2 separate regions of the Homo sapiens genome follow, and region 2 is linked to region 1. A link is a loop called in an ENCODE intact Hi-C map of the cell type or tissue named here. Cell type or tissue: HepG2. All regions are shown on one strand. Each heading gives the region's core, and the rest is flanking DNA. Links, peaks and the distances in the headings are about the cores only.

The links. A loop is a pair of places that touch in the nucleus more often than their neighbours do. Peaks named below come from ENCODE experiments on the same cell type or tissue, not always from the same donor. Only the 100,000 strongest peaks of a DNase experiment are listed, where the experiment ranks them.
Region 2: a loop joins it to region 1, with 7 times the contacts of the local background. A loop is called at or near these places in 2 of 110 quality-filtered maps.

Annotation. Positions count from the first base shown.
Region 1 is chr18:51,273,446-51,283,975 of GRCh38, reverse strand. It overlaps the pseudogene RNU1-46P. Among named protein-coding and RNA genes, the nearest start is that of MEX3C, 81 kb to the right of the region's middle. In HepG2, for the core only: a CTCF peak has its summit at 5,730 (motif pointing left); DNase peaks (open chromatin) are centred at 4,165 and 5,715.
Region 2 is chr18:51,355,685-51,366,214 of GRCh38, reverse strand. No RefSeq gene overlaps it. Among named protein-coding and RNA genes, the nearest start is that of LINC01630, 31 kb to the left of the region's middle. In HepG2, for the core only: no CTCF peak of the experiment used is centred there; a DNase peak (open chromatin) is centred at 4,564; H3K4me3 peaks cover 637 bases.

The DNA of each region.
Region 1 (10,530 bases), core at 1,252-9,251:
TACAGGTTTTTTTAATAGCTTTTAAAATAGATAAAGTGGCCAAGTTTCTATCAATTTTACGTTTGTGTATTAAAACGCACAAAGCACCTGGCATAGGAGATACCACAATCACAAAGGTGGTTTTCCCAGGGTGAGGCTTATCCATTGCACTCTAGATGTGCTGATACCTGCGATTATCCCAAATGCGGGAAACTCAGCTGCATAATTTGTGGTAGTGGGGGACTGTGTGTGTGCTTTCCCCTGATGTTTATTAAAAAGAAAAAATTTTTGATTCAAAGTAAATAAAGTAAAATGCACAAAGGAACAGCCCATACCTCACCCACACATGGACAAAATAAAAGGCAGAGACAACCTCGTTGTCTGGATTTACAGTTCTTTGACTACTGCTGAGAACAAATATTTCAGAAAATAGTTATAGGTTATTTTTATCTTTTTTTTTTGAATAGTGAGTTCTTGACCTTTGTCCCTGGACTCCTTGAAGTCCTACCACATGTTAAACCTTAGGATAATACAATGGACACTGATTTTGTCTACTCTGGAGAATTTCCAAGAGTAAGGAGCAAAGTTCCCCAGTTCCCATGGGGCCTACCCCCACTCCAGCTCACACCCCTTGCCTGCTAACCAAATTTGACTGCAAAGGTGTGATGGAGAAACTCCCAGCTTTTTTTTTTTTATCTCTGGCTCTAGAACTTTGAAGCCACTCAACCTAAAGACAAGTCTACTCAAATGGCAAACCCTACCAGCCATCTCTTGGCTCCCTCCCCTCCCCTCCTCTCCCTTTAGAACACAGCCTCAGCTCCTACCAGATCATGACACCTTTACTCCTCTTGCCCTAACACTCCCAGACAGTAGAAGACTTAGTCTGAAAATACATGTGTTCCCCATGTGTGTCTGCATCTGTGAGAGAGAGTCAGTTCAGCAGACCCTCAGTGAGTGTTCGAGTATGCAGGGCCCTGAGCCCAGTGCTATTAGACACATGGAGATTTAAAAAAAAAACAAAACAAAAAAAAGACATGGCCGGCTGCAGTGGCTCAGGCCTGTAATCCCAACACTTTGGAAGGCTGAGGCAGATGGATTACTTAAGGTCAGGAGTTCAGGATCAGCCTGACCAACCTGGTGAAATGCTGTCTCTACTAAAAATACAAAAAATTAGCTGGGTGTGGTGGTGGGCACCTGTAATCCCAGCTACTAGGGAGGCTGAGGCATGAGAAACACTTGAACCCAGGAGGCAGAGGTTGCAGTGAGCTGAGATCGCACCACTGCACTCCAGCCCGGGAGACAGAGCAAGACTCCACCTCAAAAAAAAAAGAAAGAAAGAAAGACATAATCTTTGCCTTCCAGAAATTAACAATCAGGTATGTGACTTATACTCAGATAATGACAGATGGGTACATTTTGAAAATCCTGTAAGAGAAGTAAAGACACTGTGCTATGGGAGGCTAACTTCCAGTGTGGAAAGTTGAAGACTTCATGGAGGAAGTGGAATTTAAGCCTGACAGAAATGGGGGAAAGACAGTCCAGGAAGAAGAAACAGTCTAAGTAAAGGCAAAAAGATGGGGTAGTGCATTCAAGAACTGCTGAGTTCCATTTAGCTGAGAGTAGTTTATCTGCAATGGACTGAAGTTTGTATCCCCTCAAACTTTGTATGTTGAAATGCTAACCCCAAAGCAACAGTATTTGAAGACGGAGTCTTTGGGAGATGATTAGGTCATGAAGGTGGAGCCATTATGAATGAGATTAGTGTTCTTAGATGTGTAAACCAAAAATAAAATTCTAAGCCCTTCAATTGACTGATGAAGCCCCCCTCTCAGCCAAGGGCATTCCAAAGTAAAACTAGTTCAGGCTGTGATGGAAAGCGGAAGTCAGACATGCTTCATTATACCCTCCTCCTTTTGGAATTCAGGCACAAATTGTCAGTGCTAACATTAAAGCAGAGATCTTAAGATTGATAAAACAGACTCTTTGCAGCAATAAGATACCAAATTCCAACCTGACTCTACTATAGCATCACATGATAGATAGTAGGCCCTGAAAGAAATCGAAGTATTTTGCCCTAAAATTTATTTATTTGACATATTTTGAAATGGCCCTGCAAAGCTGCCTCTTGTAGGGAAAATTACTCTCTAGAGAATCTCCTTCCCTTTCCAGGTCTTTTCCCTGATCTAGGAGAGAATCAACTCTTTCAACCAATTGCCAATCAGAAAACCTTTGAAACCACCTGTGACCTGGAAGCCTCCACCTCACCCCACCCCACTTGGAGTTGTCCTGCCTTTCCAGACTGAACCACCGTGCACCTTACATGCATTGATGGATGTCTGCCTGTAACTTCTGTTCCCCCTAAAATGTATAAAATTAAGCTGTGACCCAACTACCTTGGGTATATGTTCTCAGGACCTCGTCAGACTGTGTCATCAGTCATGGTCCTCACATTTGGCTCAGAGTAAATCTCTTCAAATATTTTACACAGTTTGACTCTTTTCATTGACATAAGAAGAGGCCAGAAGCCAGGTACAGTGTCACACACCTGCAGTCCCAGCTACTTGGGAGGCTAAGACAGGGGTATTGCTTGAGCCCAGGAGTTTGAGTTCAGCCTGGGCAATACAGAAAGACCCTGTCTCTAAAAAAGAAAAAAAAAAAGAAGAAGCCAGAGAGCTAGTCAGCTCTCCTTTTTCCAGTGTGAGGACACACCAAGAAGATGGCTGCCTGTGAACCAGGAAAAGAGCCCTCACCAAGAACCCAACCCTGCTGGCACCCTGGTCTCAGACTTCCATCCCCCAAAACTGTGAGAAATAAATATTTGCTGTTTAAGCCACTCAGTTTGCAGTATGTTGTTACAGCAGGCACTGTCTAAGGAGAAGGAATAGAAGATGAAGTCAGGCAGGAAGGCAGAGGCCAAACTTTGGAGGCCTGAATGCTGGGCCAAGAAACAGGGAGTTTTATTGACAACATTTAAGCAAGGAAGACATAGTCATAAGTGATCAGATATAATTGGCCACAACTATTTTAATTTAGAGATTAGATACCTAACCAAGAAAGACAAGAAAAGATGTAAATTGCCTACTCTGCCTTAAAAAAATAACAGGCCGGGCGCGGTGGCTCACGCCTGTAATCCCAACACTTTGGGAGGCCGAGACGGGCAGATCACGAGGTCAGGAGATCAAGACCATCCTGGCTAACACAGTGAAACCCTGTCTCTACTAAAAATACAAAAAAATTAGCTGGGTGTGGTGATGGGCACCTGTAGTCCCAGCTACTCGGGAGGCTGAGGCAGAATGGCATGAACCCGGGAGGCAGGGCTTGCAGTGAGCCGAGATCGCACACTGCACTCCAGCCTGGGTGACAGAGCAAGACTCTGTCTCAAAAATAAATAAATAAATAAATAACACAACCATTGCCATTGATGTGGACAGATTCCTGTTCATCTATGGATCATGCAACATAACAATGGATATGCACATTGTCCCACACCTGCCATTTTGATGTGGGATGCTGTTTGCTTACAACTCAAAAAACTTCATGTGTGCTCAATCTTTATAGTTTGTTTGTGCAGGTCTTTCTCTCTGAGCTGGTGTCCAAGATTTCCAGACAGAAGGAAGAGCAAGTGTACCCTCTGTGTCCAGATCCTTAAATGCATCTGAGCCGCCTTTGACCCCACCTGTCCCCACACCTTGATTTCAACCCCACGAGTGGGGCAAATGAGAACCTCTCTCCTGTCTCCTTTCTCTCTCTCTCCCAGTCTCCTCCTTCCAGCCCAGAAAGGGTCTTTACTGCCTTCCTGTATGGTGAGAAATTGCTCTATATGACATCCTACCTAATTTCCTCTCCTATTGTTAACATGAATAAACTCAAAACTCTAATCCTCCAGCTTTGATTCACATAGAACCCACAAACCTTACTTCTCCCAAAGAAGCTGGCTCTGCACATAAAAATCTTGCAAATGAAAATCCTGATTATTATCTCTGAAATGTACCTGAGACCCTATCTGGGAAGTCAGGAACTGAAATTGATCTCTAGTCTTCAGTTAGATTTTGCAAAGCCCACTGTGTAGTAAATGATTTAACTTTGCTCAAAGAGCGGTCTGGACTTTGCTGTTGGCCCCTGGGCAGTCATCTCTAAGCCCTTGGAATGTCCTGCCTGATAACAGTGTCCTTGTTTTCTAAGGGACTTTGGACTACACCAGAAAGTCCAACAGTGTGATTTATAGTGAAAATTTGAGTCATATGATATCAGTTCAATCTCTAGAGGAACTGGAACCTGAGGTCAGCCATGTGGAAAGTTGACCATGAAACCTCAGTACAAACTCTTAGACTACCACAGTGGCTCATGCCTGTAATCCTAACACTTTGAGAGGCTGAGGTGGGAGTATCACTTGAGGTCAGGAGTTCAAGACCAGCCTGGGCAACATAGCAAGACCCTGCCTTTACAAAATAAATTTAAAAATTAGCCAAGCATGGTGACGCATGCCTGTATTCCCAGCTACTTGGGAGGCTGAGGCTGGAGGATTGCTTGAGCCCAAGAGTTTGAGGTTACAGTGAGCTATGACTGTGCCACTGCACCACAGCCTGGATGACAGAACAAGACCCTATTTCTAAAATAAAATAACCCTGGTCACCCAGGCTCAGGTGAGCTTCTTGGTTGGCAGTACTCCATATGTATTATCAAATATCTTTGCTGGAAGAGTAACACTGTCCATGACACTAGGAGAAGATGGCTGAAAGCTCCATGCTTGGAATTTTCCTGGACCCTGCCCTACATGTCTCTTCCCTTGGCTGATTTTCATCTGTATGCTTTCCCTGTACTAAACTGTAACCATGAGTATAACAGCCTTCAGTGAGCTCTGTGAATCCTTCTAGAAAATTCTAGCAAATGACCAAATGTGGGGATGGTCTTGGGAACCCCCTGAACTTACATTTGGTATCAGAAGTGAGGGTGGTCTTGAGGGCTATTTGTCTAATTCTTCACCCCCTGATAGTAGCTGCCACATCCTCAGTGGGAAAAGAGGACCACAGAGCAACAAAAATTAACTGCGATGAGAATTAGACAAGATAATAGTTCCTAATACACACATATAAAAAGAAAACCAACAGTGCACACTAGGTGAATGCTAATAGTGAGATGCAGGCTCTGAGTAGTACCAAATTCAGAAGAAGGAACAGTGACTGTGGATGAAAGTGGTGAGGGAAGACTTCCTGGAGGTGGTGGGACTTGAACTGGGATTTTGAGGATGTAGAGAAATTAAACAGGCATAGTGAAGAAGAGCATTCCAAGTAGGAAAGAATATTTACATCAGCTTGCTAAACTGGCATATCGATTAGAAGTCTAGAGAGTAAAGGTTACAACAGAAAATTAAGGTATTATTAGCCTTGAAAGCTTCCTGATGTTATTTATCTCCATGGGCTCCTTCATTAGCCAATCACTGTAAAAATATTTTCAAAATACCAAGAATCCCATTGCTAATTTGGAACACAGAGGCAAGAATTCTATTCTTGATTCTTTGATCTTTTCCACAGCCCATGCTAAACATATCTCTCTGAAAGAGTAGATTGGCCTTGAGAAAGATGGGATCGGTGAAGACCCATGGCCTTTGTACTCACAAGAAAGCCTTGGGAGTCAACGCTGCCCAATATCAGCCATGCCAGAGGATGAAAGTGCACTGCCCAACATCAGCCATGCCAGAGGATGAAAGTGCACTGCCCATCTCCAGCAGGTGCCAGTCATAGAGGATGAAAGCAAACAGTGCCCCCTAGAGGTGTGTGATGGGGCTGCCCTGTGGGTAAGGAAAAGCTTTAAGGCTGCAAGCCTGATGTAAAATCACTGGCTCCAATAAGAGAAATTACAGAGCATGGGCTCCTATACTGAAGGCCATAACATAATTAAGGTTAAGGAAACCAGGCGTCATGGTGCACGCCAGTAGTCCCAGCTACTCAGGAGGCTGAAGTGGGAGGATCGCTTCAGCCCAGGAGTTCAAGGCTGCAGTAAGCTGTGATCATGCCACTGCACTCCAGCCTGGATGACAGAGCAAGACCCTGTCTCAAAAATAAATAAATAAATAAATAAATAAGAAAACTAAGGAATCCCCCTACACATACACACACACACACACACACGCAGTGAAATACTTCCAAGTATTCTCACCCAACCTGGATATACGGACTGTTTTCCATCTGTTCTCTCCAAAACACTATAGCAAACATAGGAAATAGAATTTTTCCCTTCTATTTCTGTTCTTTCTATTCCTATGCTTTCTATTTTCTATCTACTTATAGCTATCTATTTCTATTCTATTGTTTTGTATTCAAAACTTTATAGAAAATAGAATTTCCCTTTTCAATATGACATAACTTTTTTTAGGGAGATCAGGAACCTCATTAGAATTTGATGAAAGTCCTGAACTCTTACCCTAACAACACACACACACACACGCACACACACACACACGAAAGAGAGAGTTTTGTGCAAAACTCTAGGTATCTCTAAAACCCCCCTGCCTCACAGGACCAAAATGTGATCCTGACATCCAGTGGTAAGCCCCTTCTTTATGATGTTCATTACTTTACCTCTGTCAGGAGTTTCTGAATTTTGGCTATGTCATAGTGTCAGTGTGGTCATTTACTTTTAAAAGACTTTGGAATGAGCTATGTAATGTGTCAAGGGTGATTCGTTAGCATATGAAGAACCCCAAGCAAAAATTCACAATCCAGCGGTGGCTACTCAGCCCCTCAAATACTGATTGTTACTTAAGTCCACACCACAGGTTTGTAAAATAGCATGAAGGATGTTCGAAATAATTGACACTGGCAAAATGAGTGATGTTCAAGGAATAAGGTTGCCATAAAAATTATCCAGGCCCCTTGAAAACATTAATGCTAAATAAGCCAGACACAAAGGGACAAATATTACATGATTCAACTCATACGAGGTAGTTGGAATAGTCAAATTCATAGAGACAAAAAGTAGAATGGTGGTTTCCCAGGGCTGGGAGTAAGGGAGAAAGGAGAGTTATTTTCTAATGGATATAGAGTTTCAGTTTGGGAAAATAAAAAAGTTTTGGAAATGCATGGTGGTGCTGGTTGCACAACATGATGAATGTACTTAATGTCACAAAACTGTATAGTTTAAAACCGTTCAAATAGTAAATTTTATGTATATTTTATCACAATGAGAAAAATTTACGCAGACCCTCCCATGCCTACATGAATGAAGTGCAAGGAACAGGCAAGCCCAGGATCTAATACCGTTGGAGAAAACATTAGAGAAAGTGTCTGTCCCCACAATTTAGGGACTCCAACCAATATCTCATGTTAACATTTTAATCCAAAGTGGCTGCAATGATGTACGATAGCCAGGATGGCCAATCTTAGGCTCTGGGATTGACTTGACTTCAAAGTCATCAGAAATCATAGCATCCACCTCTAAGTAACCCTTTGATGAAGTCAGTGAGAGGGGCCTCCCCTGAGTTTAAGGAGCACAATGTGTGACTATTTTTATGCTTGTATATCTGGCAGAATTCTGTCAAAAATGTGCTTTCACTGTAACATCCCACCATTGGCCAGGTTGTGGAGAACGTTTCCCCCCTAATCTCCAGAGGCTGCTACTCTTCTAACCAAGGAACCTGACAATTGCTGAACAGGCCAGATTCGCCTAAGCCACTATCCAAGTTCAGAAGAAACTCAGCCTGGCCTTCAGCCAAGAATGCAGCAAAACAGACAGTAGCTCAGGCCTCCAGCCTGGCCCCAGCTGAGCCGACAGCTGCCCAAAAACTTCACCCTGATGGGATTGCTTTGACTTGGAGAAAAGCCACAGGATTTTTGAAGTCCCATCTTGTCTCCACCCAGACTCAATAAGAGAAACTGTAGCCACACCAAGACCAGTTGCTGGGCAATATAAGGGAAAAAAGGAAAAAGACTACTTAATTAAGGAGCTAACTCAGTTATCTATCAGGAAAGCTAAGTGCATGCTGCAGGATAGATAAATATAGACCTTAAATGTAAAATATTACACCGTATCATAACTAAGTTAAAGCTCATAAAGATTAGAAAATTGTTAATTCTCAAATTTCAGGAACATTGCATCATAAAAGAACAAGGAGTGAGAAACTGAAACCGTCAACACAAGGTCCACCAACCCAAATGAACTTCAGATATGAATTAGTTAGCTCTTTCAGTTACCAGTAAATATTTACTGAATGCGTCCAATATACCAGACAGCTCTGAGATAGCATGCAGGAATAACAGTGGTATGGTCTTTTTTTTTTTTCCTATTTCCGTAGGAGCTTATGGTTATTAAAAGGAAGGCAGAAACACAAAAAAAATAAGTTAGTGGTTAAAGGTTTTTTTTTTTTTCTGCAATACTTTGGTGTCAGAAACAAATATGAGGATTTTCCATACTAACAGTCAATTCTCCAACACAAACTAGGTGGCCTACAACTCAACTCAATTCAATGCTGACATTAACTACCCGGACTCCACAGGTTTAAGGGCTGAGATCCACAACACTGTCCCCACCTCAGGCGCCAATTGCAAGTATTGGGTTTCCAGGTTACCCACACTTCTGTCCAACTCGGCAACAAAGTTCCAGGTTCCCATAAGCCCATTTAATAATGTGCCAGAACAGTGGGCAGAACTCAGGAAAGCAATTTGCTTACATTTACCAAGATACAACTCAGGAACAGCCAAATGGAGGAGATGCATAGAGCAGGATAGGAAGGGGGCGGCAGGGGTGATGCACAGAGCTTCCATGCCCTCTTCAGGTGCGCCACCCTCCCGGCACCTTGATGAGTCCACCACCCAGAAGCTCTCTGGATTGTTCAGTAGTGTTTATAGAGCTCAATCTCCAGCACTCACCTCTTCCCTTCCCAAAGTCGGTAGGTGAGGCTGAAAGTTCCAACCCTCTAATCACTTGCTCTTTCTGGTGACCAGCCCCATCCTGAGGCTACCTAGGGGTCCCACTGTAAGTCACCTCCTTAGCATAAACTCAGGTGTGATGGAAAGGGGTTTGTTATGAATAACAAAAGACACTCCCCTCACTCAGAAAATGCCAAGGGTTTTAGTGGCTCCGTGCCAGGAACTGGGGACAAAAACCAAATATACTTTTGTATTAATCCACAGTGGTCAAATAAAATATTCAGGGTGGGTTCTGTGGGGGTGCAAAGAAGAACGAGATAATTTTATTGAGGGTGATGAGTTGGAAAAAGCCTCAGACAGGAGGCTGTGACTATGTTTTAAAAGGCAATAGGTGTTCACTGGGCAGACAATGGAAGGAATGGCAAATGGACCAAGAAGAAGGAAATGGCCCAGTGCCGCACACTCGAACTCCTGACCTCGTGATCCGCCCGCCTTGGCCTCCCAAAGTGCTAGGATTACAGGCATGAGCCACCACGCCCAGCTAGCCAGAGGAACTTTTAAAAACTATATCAAATGAGCTGAGTGTGGTGGCTCATGCCTGTAATCCCAGCACTTTGGGAGGTGAAGCAGGCAGAGCATTTGAGGTCAAGAGTTGGAGACCACCCTGGGCAACACGGTGAAACCCCGTCTCTACTAAAAATACAAAAATTAGCCAGGAGTAGTGGCAGGCGCCTGTAATTTCAGTTACGCAGGAGGCTGAGGGAGAAGAATCACTTGAACCCATCAGGCAGAGGTTGCAGTGAGCAGAGATCACGCCACTGTACTCCAGCCTGGGCAACAGAGGAAGACTCTGCTTCAAGAAAAAAAAAAAAAAAAAAAAAAAAAACTGTCAAATGGCCGGGCACAGTGGCTCACATGGTGGAAGGATGATCACTGAAGGCCAGGAGTTCAAGACCAGCCTGGACAACATACTGAGTCTCCCAACTCTACAAAAAAAAAGATTTTTTTAAAAATTTTTTTACTTAAAAAAAAAAAGCTATAACAAATTTTATCACTCTTCTGCTTTCAACCCTCCAAGGATTTTCCATCCCACATTAAATAAACTCCAAACTCTTTACCCTGGTCAGCAAGCCCCTATGATCTTCCCCCTGCCTATTTCTCTGTCATAAAGTAACTATGTTTTTTCCCTTTGTTGGCTCTGTGAAAGATGCAGATACCAGGATGAAATTGCGTTTGTCAGACCCAGGCAAAATAGGGCCAGGAAGAGAAGGTATGAAGGAGAGGACTCCCGTTTACACATCTGAGATAAGAACTCTTTCCAAGGACTTTCTAAAAACCCCATAAGAAACCCTTTCACATCCTTTATGCATCTCCTGATTTGATAAAGTTTATCACTAGACACTCTGAAGGACTGCAGTAATTCAGATAAGATGTTCTCTGAAGAACACTTGCCCAGTAACAGGATCTCTACCAATAAACTGACAACTCTGGCTTTGAACCTCAGGAACCAATGAACTCTGTTTCTAAGCAGCTTATGTAAATCTCTTTTTGCTAATAAAAGCTCCTCTTATCCTTCCCTCAATGCACTGGTGGTTTGCCATTCCATGCATTCTGAATTATAATCCTTATTTCTTATTCCTGATTAAACTCAACATATTTAGGGATAATTTTCTCATGTCTTTTTTTA
Region 2 (10,530 bases), core at 1,375-9,374, 82 kb before region 1:
TACTCATAACATTTCTGACACCAAATATGTGGGGTTTTCCTCCCAGCACCAACAAATTCAACTCTCCAGACACCAACTGGGTGCCCTACAATTTAATTTAATTTTGACACGAAGTACCCAATGTTAGCACAGACCCCACAGATTAAGGGCTCACTCCACACAACAGCATTCCACTTGAAATGCCAATTGCAAGTCAAGGCCACCCTAGTTCTGACCAAGCAGCAATAAATTGGTTCAATAATTTGCTAGAACAGCTCACAGAACTCAGGGAAGCACTGTTACTGGTTTATTATAAGGGATATTACAGATAATATGAATAAACAGCCAGGTCTGAAGAGGTATATAGGCCGAGGTCTGGAAGGTTCCTAGGCACGGGAGCTTCTCTCCCTGTGGAGTTGGGATGCACCTTCGTCCTGGATATGGATGCACTCACCAACCCAGCAGCTCTCCAAAAGCCATACTTTAGGGATTTTTATGAAGGCTGCATCACATAGGCATGGTCAATTATTAACTCAATTTCCAGCCCTCTTCTCCTTTCCAGAGGATAGGCGAGAGCTGAAAACTCCAAGCTTCTAATTATGGCTTGGTCTTTCTAGTGACCAGCCCCCATCCTGAAGCTATTCAGGAGACCACCAAGAGTCATCTCAGTAGAACAAAAGATGCTCCTGGCCCAGGCACAGTGGCTCACGCCTCTAATCCGAGAACTTTGGGAGGCCAAGGCAGGCGGATCATGAGGTCAGGAGATCGAGACCATCCTGGCCAACATGGTGAAACCCTGTCTCTACTAAAAATGCAAAAGTTAGAAGGGTGTGGTGGTGCGTGCCTGTAATCCTAGCCACTCAGGAGGCTGAGGCTGGAGAACTGCTTGAACCAGGGAGTGAGAGTTTGCAGTGAGCTGAGATCGCACCACTGCACTCCAGCCTCGCGACAGAGTGAGACTCCGTCTCAAAAACAAACAAACAAGAAAAAACAAACAACAACAACAACAACAACAAAAAAGATGCTTCTATCACCCAGCGAATTCCAAGGCTTTGAGGAGCTCTGTGTAAGACAATTCTATTATCCCCATCATTCCAGAAATTACAAAGATTTTAGGAGCTCTGCGTCAGGAACAAGCGATGAAGAACAAGTATGTACTTCTTATAATATCACACATGTGAATGAAAGTTCTGACTGGAAGAAAAAGAAAGAAATGATTTGGAGAAGAGAAGAGAGGGATTAGGTATTAGAGGGACAGGTACTAAAAACATCCATCATGGGGGTTGGGGGCTGGTAGGGAGAAAGTATAGAAAAGAAGATAAGAGGTTACCGTTTTGTTTCAAAGTTCAGTTCAATAAATCCAATTAATAATTATTGAGCACTTATTTAGTACCAAACACAATGCAAAGTTCCAGGGCAATTTCTAAAAGTGGACCAACTGCATCAGAATCATGTAAGTTGATTCTTTAAAGTGCAGATTCTTAGACCCCATCCCAGATCTACTAATTGAGAAACTCAGGGAGCTAGGCCCAGGAATCTCATTTTTAACAGTCAATCCAGGTAATTCTGCAAAGATCACAATAGTTGAGACTTGGGTCTGCACTGACTTCTCTGCCCTCAAGGGGTCAGGGGATGGAAATGAGACATATGAAGAGATGATTTCCATACAACTTGGTAAATAACAATGACCGAGATGCTGAGAGGCCGCCAAGGAAGCTTAAGAGGAATATCTAAGGGTGGCAGAAGTAACAGTAGTCAAATCAAGCGAGGTAATACCTGTGCTGAATCTTAAAGGCTGCATAGCAATTAGCAGAGGAAATTGGGGTGAAGGAAAACATGGAAAGGGTTGTTGGTTTGCAAAGTGTGGTCCCTAGAGAGCAATGTTAGCATCACCTGAGAACTTGACAGACATAAAAATACTCAAGCCCCACCCCAGACCAACTGAATCAGAATTTCTGGAGGTAGGCCTCAGCAATCTGTGTTTTCAAGCCCCAAGGGGATTCTGACCCACATATAAGTACCCTGGCTAAACAACCAGGACTGCTGGCCATGGAAGAGGCAGAGAGGCAGCAGAGTGGAGCTAGTAGGAATAGAGCCTCGGTGCCAGGCTGCCTGGGTCCAGATCCAGGCTTTGCAGCTTCCTAGCTAGGGGACCTTAAGTGAATTGGTTAATATTTTTGGCGTTGGTTTCTTTATAATAATAGACTTCATGCATAATTAGCATATATAAAGTGCTCAGGACCAAGCCTAATACATATAAACACTACATAAGTGTATGTTTTATGCAGTGTGGGCCAGCAAGGGAGATGGTAGGACTGTGTCATAGGAGACCCTGGCCTTTGAGCATCAGGATGGAGCAGGATATGGCAGAGTGCTAGGGCGTCAGCAAGGGTCAGAGCATGATATTTCACGTTTAAAAAAGAAAAAGACATCTGGGAACATCCACTTCCAAAAAACGATGAAGTAAGTGTACTTTTTCCTACTCCTCCCACTAAGTAAAACTGAAAACCCTGGACATTATAGATAACAACATTCCAAAGAGTGGAGAGAAGAAGGCAGCTCAGCAAGAGACTTTAGGACCCTTGGGACCTGAGGAATGACATAGTAATGAGTTCACTGGATTTTTCCTTTATTTATTTATTTATTTATTTATTTATTTATTTATTTATTTATTTATTTTGGATTCATATATCCCAGACTTGAAGCTGATGCAACCAGCAACCAAGAAATACCAACAGGTGCCAACAAAAAAGCCTGCTGTCTCTAGCCATAGGACCAAGAAATGGGCAGCCTAGAAAGAGAGTGTGGAAATAAACCAAGACCAACCAAATGAGGAAAGCAAAGGCTATTTTAGACATTTCTCAAAAGAAGACATACAAATGGCAAGCAAGTATAAGAAAAGATACTCAACATCATTAATCATCAGAGAAATGCAAATCAAAACTACAATAAGATATCATCTCACCCTAGTTTAAATGCCTTATATCCAAAAGACAGGCAATAACAAATGCTGGCGAGGATATGGAGAAAAGGGAATCCTCATACACTGTTGGTGGGAATGTAAATTAATACAACTGCTATGTAGAACCATTTGGAGATTCCTCAAAAAACTAAAAATAGAGCTACCATGTGTTCCAGCCATCCCACTACTGGGTGTATACCCAAAAGAAAGGAAATCAGTATATTGAAGAGATATCTGCCCTTCCGTGTTTGTTGCAGCACCATTCACAATAACCAGGATTTGGAAGCAACCTAAGTGTCCATTAACAGATCAATGGATAAAGGAAATGTAGTACATATACACAATGGACTAGTATTCAGCCATAAGAAACAATGAGAGGCTGTCATTTACAACAGCATGGTTAGAACCAGAGGTCATTATGTTAAGTGAAAAAAACAGGCACAGAAAGATAAACTTCGCATGTTCTGACTTATTTATGGGACCTAAAAATTAAAACAATTGTATTTATGGAGATAGTAGAAGGATGGTTACCAGAGGTTGGGAAGGGTAGTGGGGGGCTGGGGAAGGAAGTGGGTATGGTTAATAGGTACAAAAACTAGTTAGAAAGAATGAATAAGATCTAGTATTTGATCATGCAATAGGGTGACTACAACCAAAATAATTTAATTATACATCTTAAAATAACTTAAAAATATATAATTGGATTATTTGTAACACAAAGGATAAATGCTTGAGGGGATAGATACCCCATTTACCCCAATGTGATTATTACACATTGCATGCCTGTATCAAAACATCTCATGTACCCACATCTAATGTGGGTACATGAGATGTGCATCTGCTATGTACCTAAAAAAACTGAGTTTTTATTTATTTTTATTTTATTTATTTATTTATTTTGAGATAGAGTCTCACTCTGTCGCCCAGGCTGGAGTGCAGTGGCATGACCTCGGCTCACTGCAACCTCCGCCTCCCGGGTTCAAGTGATTCCACTGCCTCAGCCTCCTAAGTAGCTGGGATTACAGGTGCACACCACCACGCCTGGCTAATTTTTGTATTTTTAGTAGAGACGGGGTTTCACCGTGTTGGTCAGGCTGGTCTTGAACTCCTGACCTTGTGATCCACCCACCTCGGCCTCCCAAAGTCCAATTTTTTTAATTAAAAAAAATAATAATAATGGCTGTTTATTCTGAGATTGCCTCATCAAGGGAGTCAGCACAGCTACTCACATTTGGGCAAAGATTCAAAGGCAGACAGAGAAGCAGGAAAAGTTTTGTAGTGGAAAACAGGGAAGGCTTCAGGTGTGCTCTGATTGCAGGCTGTCAGCATGGGGAAGCTGTAACGGGGCTAATAGAAGCGGGGTATCCTACATGATTAGTTAGGGGTGAGTGCATCATTTGGCCTTCTCTGGTTGGCACTAAGTTGAAAGCAAGGACAAAAGTTAGGAAAGCTGTCCATTATTAATCAGGCCCTGGCCATTTGAGGCTGACTGTTACAGAGGGTATTGTTTAGTTTCCTGGATTATCACTAAAGACAGCAGTCTGGCTTCCTGGAAGTCTGACTTCTAGCAGGCTGGCTTCCTGAATTGCTCACTGTAGATCAAAAGTTGGTTTCCTGAGCAGATTGCTGCAGGCTGTGGGTCAAAGTTCTATTTTTAGATGTGGCCTGGTCATTGTCGGTTTGTATATTTGGTTTCTCAGGCATGAAGCAAGATGTGACGAGAGTATCAGAGAACTCAGCAAGGAACAGATCATGGTGTTTCATGTTTAAAACTGAAAAAGACACCTGGGAACTTCTACTTTCAAAAACATGGAGTAGATGTATTTTTTCCTATTCTTCCAGCTAAGTCGACTAAAAGTCCTGGGTATTATAAATAAGAAGAATCTGAAAAGTGCAGAGTAAAAGGCAGACCGGGAAGGAGCAGCCAAGCAATGACTGGGCGATGAGTCCCCCAGATTTTCTTCTGGTCTTGTATATCCTAGACTTGCTGATGTACCCAGCAACATAGAAATGCCAGGGGGTGCAGACAAAATCAGCCCCCACAAAAGCCTGCTCTCTCTAGCCAAACGACCAGGAAATGGGTAGCCTAGAAAGACAAAAAGCATTTAGACAACAACTGCTCTATTCCAACCAAAGAGAAAAAAGTACGGCCCATTGGAAGTGAGGAGCGCCTCTGCCTGGCTGCTGTGCAATCTTCCAAGTGTGAAGTGACAGCCTTTCTGCAGGTGTACCCAACAGCTCCGAAGAGACAGCGACCATGGAGAATGGGCCATGATGACGATGGCGGTTTTGTTGAAAAGAAAAGGGGGAAATGTGGGGAAAAGAAAGAGAGATCAGATTGTCACTGTGTCTGTGTAGAAAGAAGTAGACATAGGAGACTCCATTTTGTTCTGTACTAAGAAAAACTATTCTGCCTTGGGATGCTGTTAATCTATAACTTTACCCCCAACCCCGTGCTCTCTGAAACATGTGCTGTGTCAACTCAGGGTTAAATGGATTAAGGGCAGTGCAAGATGTGCTTTGTTAAACAGATGCTTGAAGGCAGCATGCTCGTTAAGAGTCATCACCACTCCCTAATCTCAAGTACCCAGGGACACAAACACTGCGGAAGGCCGCAGGGACCTCTGCCTAGGAAAACCAGAGACCTTTGTTCACGTGTTTATCTGCTGACCTTCTCTCCACTATTATCCTATGACCCTGCCACATCCCCCTCTCTGAGAAACACCCAAGAATGATCAATAAATACTAAAAATAAATAAATAAATAAATAAATAAATAAATAAATAAATAAATAAAAGTGACATTTTGGCCGGGCTTCACTACCCACATGTAGGTGGCTCAGGCCTGTAATCCCAATGTTTTGGAAAGCTGAGGCGGGTGGGTCACCTGAGGTCGGAAGTTCGAGACCAGCCTGGCCAACGTGTTGAAACCCCGTCTCCACTAAAAATACAAAGATTAGCCGGGTGTGGTAGTGCATGCCTGTAATCCTAGCTACTCTGGAGGCTAAGACAGGAGAATCATTTGAACCCAGGAGGCGGAGGTTGCAGTGAGGCAAGATGGTGCCATTGCACTCCAGCCTTGGCAATAAGGGCGAAACTCCATCTCAAAATCAATCAATCAATCATTCAATAATAAAAGTGACATTAAAAAAAACAAAAAAAAAAAAAGAAAAAAGTATGGCCCACCTCCACCCACACCAATGAAGGCTGGGTGAGATGCTTGGACTTCTGCTTCACCAGGCTATAACAATATGCCCCAAACTCAGCTTCAGGATGGTGTCAGAGAGGCCAGTGGGAAGCTGGGACTCTTGTTCCCATTGGGCAATAACAAATCCCCCAAGCTTTCTCAGTGAAGACCACATGGGGACCCAGAGCTCCACTCCCACCCAGCAGTTATAAGAAGCACCCATGTTTTGGGAGCCAATGGAGGCTGAATTGAGACCTGGAATTCTACCTTCTCCTGGCAGGAAGGAGGCAGCACCCACACTTCTTCTGCTAGTGCACGCTGCCCCAACCCTGCTCTAGGACGTCACGGTAAATTTGTGCTATTGGGCTCTAATTTTGCCATGGGAGCAGTTACCAACGGAGAGACTTGGTAAAGAGTACAGGGGCTCTTTCTGAATTATTTCTTAAAACTGCATTTGCATCTACAATTATCTGAAAATGAAATATTTAGTCTTTTTAAAAAATTTAAAAACAAACCTGGACTGACTCATCTGGCAAAGAAGAGCTATGGGTTTTAAGCAGAGTGAGAGATTAGGTTTGTGCCACCAGCCACCTTTTGACTGCAGCTACACAGAGGGCCCCATCATGACAATCTTGGAATACCACGGAAATTTCTCTAAGAAGAGGCTTTGGTACAGGCTGTAGGCTGCCTGCTCTGGAGAGAGAATCTTCCACTTCGCATCAACAGAGCTGACATCTGATCACCCTTTCCCATAAACTATAGGAGACAGCCAGGCACAGTGGCTCACCCCTATAATCCTAACACTTTGGGAGGCTGAGGAGAGAGGATTGCTTGAGGTCAGGAGTTCAAGACAAACCTGGCTAACACAGCAAGACCCTGTCTCTTAAAAAAAAAATTAAATAATAATAATAAAAAACATGTAGGTAGTGAAGCCCAAAGCACAGTTCAAAGTGTCCAGGTTGCTGGGGTGATGAGCTTAACGCCCCTGTGGGAAGTCATCAGGGGAAACAACCAGGAGGCGATGGATGATATTACTTATAGAGAGCTAGATCTTGATTTGAGAGACTCTTGTTTCTGACAAATATGCTCATAAACCTCCTCTGTTAATGTCAGTAGTTTCTGGAAATCCAAAAGGATAAACACAAATCAATATGACTGGTGACCAGAGGAGACTGTGGAGCACTTTTTCAACAAGAGAGATTTTGAAAATGAAACCTGTAAGATGCTATCTATGCAGTCAGTTTGTTTCCATCTGTGCCACTTGGACTCTAGCATTTCAAGCCCTGGACCCTGGGTAGGATGGAGCTGTCCTGGCCAGGGACGGGGGCCAACGTGGGGAGGGTGAGGAAGAGAGCAGTTTGGTAATCTATAAACACTTGTCAAAACCCTGCAACAAAGAAAACAAACAATACTTGGTGGGAAATAAAATGGAAAGATGGGTACTAGAAGTCAGAGAGTGCTTGAGCTCAAAGAAGACGAAGATCCCCACTGGCAGGAGAGGTCAAGGTGGCTCCTAAGAGGAGTGGGGGCTGTGCTGTCCTGAGATCAGAGAGCACCCAGACAGAGCGAGACACAGTGAGTCCTTAGGCGGAAAGGAAGGGACCTGGCAGGGAATAGGAATTCTCCGTTGGAGCAGGGCGTTTTGAACCCCATCCATTGTTAAGCTGGGGCTAATCAGTTCAGTTAACAGAAACATGAAACGTAGGATAGAGTTGCAAGATGCCTCTTTGAGGCAATTTGTTTTGTGTAAAAGCAAAATTTTTGGTAAATCAATTTTTTTAATGTTTTTTAAAAATCTATTCCTGCTCAGCCCTAGATGTGTAGTTGGCTCAGGTACAAATCCATACCCAATCCCAGCCCTAAAGGATCTTACATTCCTGCAGTGCAGATGCACAAATACAATTAAACCAATAACAAGAGGTTTTCTCTCTGGTGGTGGGAAAATTACAATATTTTTTATAGCGTCTAGAGCAACATGATTTTGTATTTATTCCCTGTTTTAAAATGTAGTTTTTGTTATCATTCAGGTATGGTGAAGCCAACAGATCAGGAGACCGCTGCCATTGAAGAGATACGTCTGTTACTCACAGACGTCTGTTAGTCACAGAAGAGGAGATGGGAGATGTGTCATGTCGTGGGAGCCACACAGAGAAGCACCAGGGTTAGTCAGGAGGCAGAGGGTGCAAGAAAAAAATATGGGCAAGAGGCTTTATTCTGCTTCCCTGGGAGGAACAGATGAGATGGAGTAAGCAGACTTAGGATTGGCTAGTTTGAATAATTTCAGCGGTCTCCAGGGTGTAGGGGCTGTTTCTAGTTGTCTTGTACCTGGCTCTGGGGTGATTGGGGCAGATGGCTGAGAGTGTTAAGAGGAATGGGAGGTGCAGCTCTGGATTGGTTAAGCTACACATGAAAGGCACACTCGCAGGTGAGTTGTTTGTTATCTCTAGCAATTAACTAGCCCCAAGAGGGGCAGTCTCTCTAAGGTCACCAAGGCCCCCGGTAACAAAGTATCAGAAATACGAAAAATAAAAAGGCATGATTAAAACATTATCCAAGTATTTACTGGGCACCTTGTATGTGCCTAGCACTGCCACTGGGCCTGTGGATTTTCAGAAAACTTGTAGACTTGCCCATCACCTGAGAGAGCTCCCACCCTCTTTAGCGGTTACTTAACAATTTAAGAATTAGTTATATTCGTCAGCTTGGGCTAGAATCACAAAATACTATAGACTCAGGAGTAAACAACAGAAATTTATTTTTCATAGCTCTGGAGGCTAGGAAGTCCAGGATCTTGATGTTTCCACATAGTGGAAAGAGAGTTCTTTCTTTTTTCTTTTCTTTTTTTTTTTTTTTTTTTCGACAGAGTCTCACTCTGTTGCCCAGGCTGGAGTGCAGTGGTGCCATCTCGGCTCACTGCAACCTCTGCCTCCCAGGTTCAAGCAATTCTCATGCCTCAGCCATCCAAGTAGCTAGCAGGTAGCTAGGATTACAGGCGCATGCCACCACACCCAGCCAATTGTTGTCGTTGTTGTTGTTGTTTTGTATTTTTAGTAGAGACAGGGTTTTGCCATATTGGGCAGGCTGGTCTGGAACTCCTGGCCTCAACTGATCTGCCTGCCTCAGCCTCCCAAAGTCCTGGGATTACCGGTGGGAGCCACTGCGCCCAGCTTCTTCTATTATAAAGCCACTAATATCACCCTCATGATGTCCTAAAGGTTCCGTCTCCAAATACCATCACATTGGTGATTAAGGCTTCAACATACAAATTTCGGGGGGGACAAAAACATTCAGTAAATAACACTAGCAATTCAAAAATATATCAGTATGAATATTGCAAATCAGTATTTCTCAAACCTCAGTAATAGATGGACCCTTCTGAAAGAAAAATATTTTTCACAGATCTCCAGTGTTGACTTAAATTATTTTTTGTTATGTTACTTAAGTCTATGCAAACAGAAAATGATTTATAAAATATTTATACTTACAGATTAAAATCACAACATAACAATTATATACAAATAAAAATACAAAATCAATAAAATGTAAAATGGTGTGTATTTAGTGTAATAATTGATAATGCTTTACATAAACTTGATTGACACTCTTGGGAATTTTAGTGGAAAAATGAATTTGAACATTTCCTTTTTCACTTGTTCCCAATATGGATACAATTTTTGTATTTAATTTTTTTTCTCATGCCACCTTCTCTAAGATGGATCTGATTCTGAACATGACAAGTCATATTTTGAATCATTGTCACTGAGTTCATTATCACCACTGTGTTAATCACCAGGTGAGTTTCAATGAATTCACTTTTAATCACCGATGCACTATTTTGATAGATAATCAACTTAGTAGGAAATGCAAAACTTGGAGAAAAAAGATTTCCATTGACCTACTTAAAATCCATTTACTAGTAGTGAATCGTTACAAGTTGATTTGGACCAAGAGAGAATTCATTAACACCTCTGCTGGCAAAGCCAGCATGGTGCTGCCTGTTACCATTCAGGTTCAGACACTGCCATGTGCCCTTTGATCACTCCAGTTTTCCCTCCACTCTTTTCTGTTTAAGCTTCCTCGAAGCTTTTGTTTATTTAGCCAGCCTGGACATCATTTGACCTTCAGATGGTACCACCAAGGCACTGAAATTTTAAGATGAAACTGAGGCATGTGCATTCAGATGAGACCTAGGCTTATATTATTTTAAAACTTAGCATTGAAATTAGAACATTCTCAGAAAATCTCAGGATGCCTCCTAAAGGATAAATCTGAGTCCTTGGAGGTCCACGGATCCCAGTTTGAGGAATGGAGCACAGTCTGGATGAAAGAAGGAGATTGGTAAAATCTGATAAGGTCATGGAAGGCTTTGGAACAAGGATATAGTTGAAGCTAAGTGGGAAGAC